Regions from separate parts of the Homo sapiens genome. Here region 2 is linked to region 1. A link is a loop called in an ENCODE intact Hi-C map of the cell type or tissue named here. Cell type or tissue: PC-9. All regions are shown on one strand. Each heading gives the region's core, and the rest is flanking DNA. Links, peaks and the distances in the headings are about the cores only. Region 1 holds the start of LRRD1 (leucine rich repeats and death domain containing 1). Region 2 has its middle 22 kb from the start of GATAD1.

Region 1 (2,911 bases), core at 126-2,625:
CAACTGCAGCTGAGGGCCATAAACTAAAACAATTTACTGGGTGTGGAAAAGGGGGCTGGGAAGAGCCGTGGGCTAACCATCCTGTTAACAAGGAGTGTCTCCTCATGAAGGTGGCAGCCACCAGAACGAGGTGCTGCCTCCTACCCTACAAATAGCAAGGGCCCATGCAAATGAAAAGTGAGCCTTTGAGATGAGTCTAGATAATAATGCATTGGAGATTTCCTGTTAAACTAGCACTCTTAAGAACATAGTGGCATTTTATTTCAATCATAGTATAAAACTCACTGGTTTATTCAATTTTATTATATTTTAGATGTTGGTATTAATATACCAAGCAAGATTCTTTTTAAGTTTTCTATTTCCCCTTTCTAAAAGCTCTATATCGGGTTCTTCAATTACATTCTCAAATTATACAAATACTACATGTTTTCTGACAAATACCGTATTTTGGTAATGTTAGGCTGGAAGTAAACTAGAGTCTTTCTGTAACTTTGACTTATCCTGCAATGTTTGGATGATGGGACACATCACCCTGGGAACTGTCTCAAAGCACAACCACATCTTAGGGCCCTACGCTCACTCCCCAAAGGCAGATCCGCCTCCAAAACTCCAAATCCTCATGGTCTCAGGCATCCCTTTTAAACACGGGCACAATCGTCACCTCTTTGAAATGAGAGCGTGCTTGATTATTCCTGGCCTCCAGTTGCTGGCCTTCATCCGGTGTTGGGGTGGGGGAGCCTGTCGGTTCCTGAAAAATAGCTCGGGGATAACTAAGACAAAAGACCCTGAGGAGCTCTGCCTCAACTGTGGCAAGCTGGGTCTTCCACGTCACCAAGTGTCATTTTCACCGTGCCTGTATGGTCCGCTGTTCATCCTGTTAGCGGACCCCGAAATCAGGCAGGAAAATAAAGCTCAGTGGGAGGGCCTCGGAGCAAGACAATCCCACCAAGATGGACTCGGGTTGATTAACGTGAGTGAACCTCTGAGGACCAGAATCCAGACTAGTAATTCTCCATCCCGGCTGCTCGTTAGATGCCCGGACCGACCCCCCCAGACCAATTCAATCAGAACATTCGGAGGGGCTTGTAAAATCTCCCGGGGAGATTCCGGTACGAAAGCCAAAGACTCAGACGCCCGTTCTCCACCCGCCTGCAGCGGCCAGCGCGGGTCCCTCTTAGGGAATTGAATGCAGGCCCCAGGCCTCCTCCTCGAGTATCCCAGTGTGACCGATGGCCAGCTCACAAACGCGCAGTGGGTGCGGCCGCGCCAGGGCGCAGCGGAGCAGAGGGCCCGGCCGCTTTCGGCCTGGGAAAGAGGAGCCACGGCCCGGAGAGGCGTCAGTGCTGGGCTGCGCCTGCGGAGGTCCTCGCAATTGCTGGACTCAACCGCGCGCGCCCCCTACCGGTCCTGCGAAGGAGCCGCAGCCGCCGCGGGAGGCCACAGGTGAAGCGAAGGGTGTGTCTTACTTCAGCAGCCCTGTAAGCCACGCCCAGATTCTCTCTCATTTTCCCACTTCTCATGGCTTTGCATGCTGTCCCACGTTACGTTAGCCTGTACTGAATGTCTCTTTTTCCACATTTAGAAAACAATTTGTTGATGCTGCAAGACATGAAAAAGTACTGTAACTCCCTGAATGTGCATGTCTTTCAGATAGGTAACAAATTACATTGGGCCATTGTTCAACTTTATTAATATTTGTTAAAACATAATTTGCATATATTTTTGCCTATCAAATTGGCAATATTTGTATGTATGTATGTATGTATTTATTTATTTTTTGCGACAGAGTTTCGCGCTTGTTGCCCAGGCTGGAGTGCAGTGGTGCAATCTCGGCTCATTGCAACCTCTGCCTCCTGGGTTCAAGTAATTCTCCTGTCTCAGCCTCCCGAGTAATTAGGATTACAGGCGCGCGCCGCCACGACCGGCTAATTTTGTATTTTTAGTAGAGACGGGGTTTCACCCTGTTGGCCAGGCTGGTCTCGAACTCCTGACCTCAAGTGATCTGCCTGCCTCGCCCCCTCAAAGTGGTGGGATTACAGGCGTGAACCACCGCGCCCAGCCATGTTTTTAAGTGAGATTCTTAATGCTTGTGAAAATAATGAGAGACTTTTTCATATAGTTTTTTGTTTGTCTTTTGAGACGGAGTTTTGCTCTTGTTGCCCAGGCTGGAGTGCAATGGCGTGATCTCGGCTCACCGCAACCTCCACCGCCCGGGTTCAAGCGATTCTCCTGCCGCAGCCTCCCGAGTAGCTGGGACTACAGGCGCCCGCCACTACGCCTGGCTAATTTTTTGTATTTTTAGTACAGACGGGGTTTCACCGTGTTAGCCAGGATGGTCTCGATCTCCTGATCTCGTGATCTGCACGCCTGGGCCTCTCAAGGTGCATATACATTTTTAAAATGTTGTGTATCAGCCTTTAAAATGCTCATATGGAAACAAATAATTGGTGGCAGCCTCTTCAATGCAATATTTTGCAGCTATAAAAATAGCTTTTCAAATAATATTTTATTTCAAATCACTGCATGTTAACCACTATGTATATTCTGGATTAATGGAAATTTCATTGCATATCTGTGCTGTTTAAAGAATAACACCCTTTCTTCCCCTCCCAAGTTCTGTATCATCAAATATAGTCAGGCAGATGTAGGTCAAAATATCATCTTTGTTACTGATAAAATAGTTTAGAGAAAATGGTGTTGATCTGCAGCTAAGTAGACTGCAATAATTTGCTCAGGAATTTGGCATAATTAGTCTGTCATCACACACAACCTTGGCCTCCCCACACAAGTATACAGTCCCCTTATTCTATGGAAGACAGCTGACTAGAACATAAATCTTGCAAGCAGACAGCCTTGAAAGTAAGAGCCCAGAAGGAGCTGAGCTCATGAGTCATCTGCCTGTCTTCTCCAC
Region 2 (2,911 bases), core at 301-2,800, 250 kb before region 1:
GGTTTTAAATTATCCTCCAGCTCAGCATTTTTTGCCATACTTATTATACTTGATTGCTGTGGGAATCTCCCCCGTCAGGTGCCTGCAGATTACATTCTCCTGGGATTCTTTGTAAGTAAACCTTGACAGCACCTGTTCTAGTTCACCTCTGAAATATATTTTTGTCGCGTTATTAAATTCATTCATTTTATTGTGGAAACTCTTCCTGTGGAACAATACAGATAGAAATTACTTGTGAAACATTCTCTTGGCGGAATTTTGTTTGTAATGAAGTAGTAAACTTATGAGATGGTATCACACCCTTTGAGCAGATTAGGGGATCTGGGCATCTGGGCGACTTCCTGCTGGCACACTTGCCTCTGATGAGGGCACCTTGGGGAGCGCACTCCCGAGTCTGGGCTGCACTTCAGGAACAGTTAACCTGACTGTTGCTGGGACCCCTCTCAGGTGCAAACACATTTCGTTATGGAGAGTGGATTCCACGTCTAGTTCACAAAGTCGTGTGCAAGAAGTTTATATTTCTTTATTCTTGTAAAATGTATTTTATTTCTTCTTGAAGTCCCACTGGAAGCAGAACCCATCTCTGAGCGAGGTTCTCCCTCATTTCCACAGCTTGAGATGCATCTCAGCTCATGAGGGCTTTCCCAGCACCGCAGAGTCAGGGGCTGAGAGGGCTCTCCTGATTTAACTGCGGCTTGGTTCCTGGTCCCGCGTTCCGGGTTCCCCAGCGCCTCATTGTGGTGGCTTCCACTCACAAGGCTTCGCCACATCTGCCCATTTTCTGTCGTTGGTGCCACCCTAGACCACAGAACCCAGGGTGGCTCCCTTTCTTGCAGCCAATTCCTTTCTGTGCTGCCCACAGAAACCCCAGGATCGTGCCAGCTCTCAGCAGGTACCTGAAGCTCCTAGATTTTTCTAAACCTGAATAGAACTCGAATTTCCACCAGTTTCCCTGCATTCCAACTCAGGGCTTAGCTCCCCAAAGGTCGCAGGGCTCCTCCCCAGGGACCCGGCATCCTCCAGGAGTCAGGCGGGTCAAGCCAAACCTCTTGCCTCCCGGAGGTGTGGTCTCTCTGAAGCTCACAGATAGTAACTCCGAGAGTGTTTGGGTCCTCTTATGAAAACCCAGAACCGTCTCAGTATGATTCAGGAGATTGTCAGCAAACAATTCTTTCTTTTTTTTTTTGGAGACGAAGTCTCTCGCTCTTGTCGCCCAGGCTGGAGTGCAATGGCACGATCTCGGCTCACTGCAACCTCCGCCTCCCAGGTTCAAGCGATTCTCCTGCCTCAGCCTCCCGAGTACCTGGGATTATAGGTGCATACCACCACGCCCGGCTAATTTTTGTATTTTTAGTAGAGATGGGGTTTCACCATGTTGGCCAGGCTGGTCTAAGAAATCCTGACCTCAGGTGATCCGCCTGCCTCGGCCTCCCAAAGTGCTGGGATTACAGATGTGAGCAACCGCGCCCGGCCAGCAAACGATTCTTTTTTGGGGAAGGTTGGCATTTCTTCCCAAGCAGTGTTGATCATTCTTTCACGGGAAGATTTATTTACCAATTGATTTATTCCCCATCTGATTCCAAATAAGACTTGAGGTGGCTTATAAAAATATCCATAATATACGAAGATAAGATCAATTAATGGAGAAATCTGATGAAAGGAAAAATGGGCTAGAAAATAAAGATAATGGTTAGATTAGTGTACAAAATGCATCAAGTCCTATGCACGCGTCTGGAGCCTAGGTTTGGTTCTGCGCCCCCTGGTGGTCAAAGTGAGCAAGAACACGTGACCGTCGGTGAGACTCAGCACCAGTACGGTGTAGCGACCCTGGGGATTTACATGCTGGGAGGAATAGCTAGCTCCTGAGGCTGGAGAAGACGGGCTGCCTGCTGTCCACGTTTGGACATTGCCTCACCTGCCAAAGCATGGAGGAGGCTTCCTTAGCTGGTGTGGGTACCCTGTTCACTGCCCGGGCCAGCAGTGGGGTGTCCCAGTTCCTGCACTGACAGCACAGATCACACTCAGAACGGGGCGGGGCTGGAAGCCAGACAGAGGCGGGAATCTGGGAGCCGAGACGGTGGGGGAAGGGCGACAGGAGGGCGTGCTGGTTTCCCAGAAATGTTTGAGTTTTTTACTTAAAAATTTTAAATGGCCTTAACGTTTATTACAAGAGATAAAAGTTATTGGTCTCCAAGGAAGCTCTCATCTCTGAGGTTTTGCTGTTTATCTCAAAGCAAGTAACGGCTTAAAAGAAGAGATATTATACAGGGGCAAAGCATTAGTTATGTTTTCCAGACTTAACCTCATGCCCAAGGGTTAAAAGATATATGGGAAAAAGCCCATTTCAGAAAAGGAGTTGAGGGAAAAAAGGAAAACACATTTCACTGACAACAGCTTTTGTCCCATAGAATTTTGGCCTCTTGAGCCCATGTTCTGAGCTCTTGAAGTCTTCAGACAGTTGTGACTTCCACGGCCTCTTCCTATTCTCTCTTCCACTCTTTCAAAAACCGAAAGCCATTTTCTAGCTTGAAACCATTTCCTCTTCTCTCTCCCTGTCTCCTCCCAGTCGCTCCCAATTACACATACAGTCACACATTTACACACACAACACACAGTCACACACACTCCACACCCCCTCATGCCATTCGCACCACACACACCCCTTACGCCACATACACACACACAGTCACACACACACCACACATTTACACACACCACTCATAGCACATACACACACAGTCATACACACACCACACATTTACACACACTACTCATACCACATACACCACATACACATGCACACTCACACACTTACACATATTACACAGACACACAGGCACACACACCACACACACCTCACTCAAACTCACATATACACCATCCACACCACACACATGTACACCTCCTTCAT

Evidence for each region. Hi-C counts contacts between places; a loop is a spot of excess contacts. Peaks named below come from ENCODE experiments on the same cell type or tissue, not always from the same donor. Only the 100,000 strongest peaks of a DNase experiment are listed, where the experiment ranks them.
Region 2: a loop joins it to region 1, with 9 times the contacts of the local background. A loop is called at or near these places in 2 of 110 quality-filtered maps.

What each region holds. Positions count from the first base shown.
Region 1 is chr7:92,177,539-92,180,449 of GRCh38, reverse strand. It overlaps LRRD1 (leucine rich repeats and death domain containing 1), which reads left to right and starts at 1,308. Exons shown (of 6, transcript NM_001161528.2): 1 at 1,308-1,443. It overlaps CYP51A1-AS1 (CYP51A1 antisense RNA 1), which reads right to left. Exons shown (of 3, transcript NR_122110.1): 3 at 1-1,599. RefSeq lists a silencer at 1,338-1,447. In PC-9, for the core only: CTCF peaks have their summits at 1,177 and 1,390 (motif pointing left); a DNase peak (open chromatin) is centred at 1,459; H3K4me3 peaks cover 487 bases.
Region 2 is chr7:92,423,616-92,426,526 of GRCh38, reverse strand. It overlaps the pseudogene TMBIM7P. Among named protein-coding and RNA genes, the nearest start is that of GATAD1, 22 kb to the left of the region's middle. RefSeq lists a silencer at 1,681-1,800. In PC-9, for the core only: CTCF peaks have their summits at 1,569 and 1,774 (motif pointing left); a DNase peak (open chromatin) is centred at 1,796; H3K4me3 peaks cover 1,722 bases.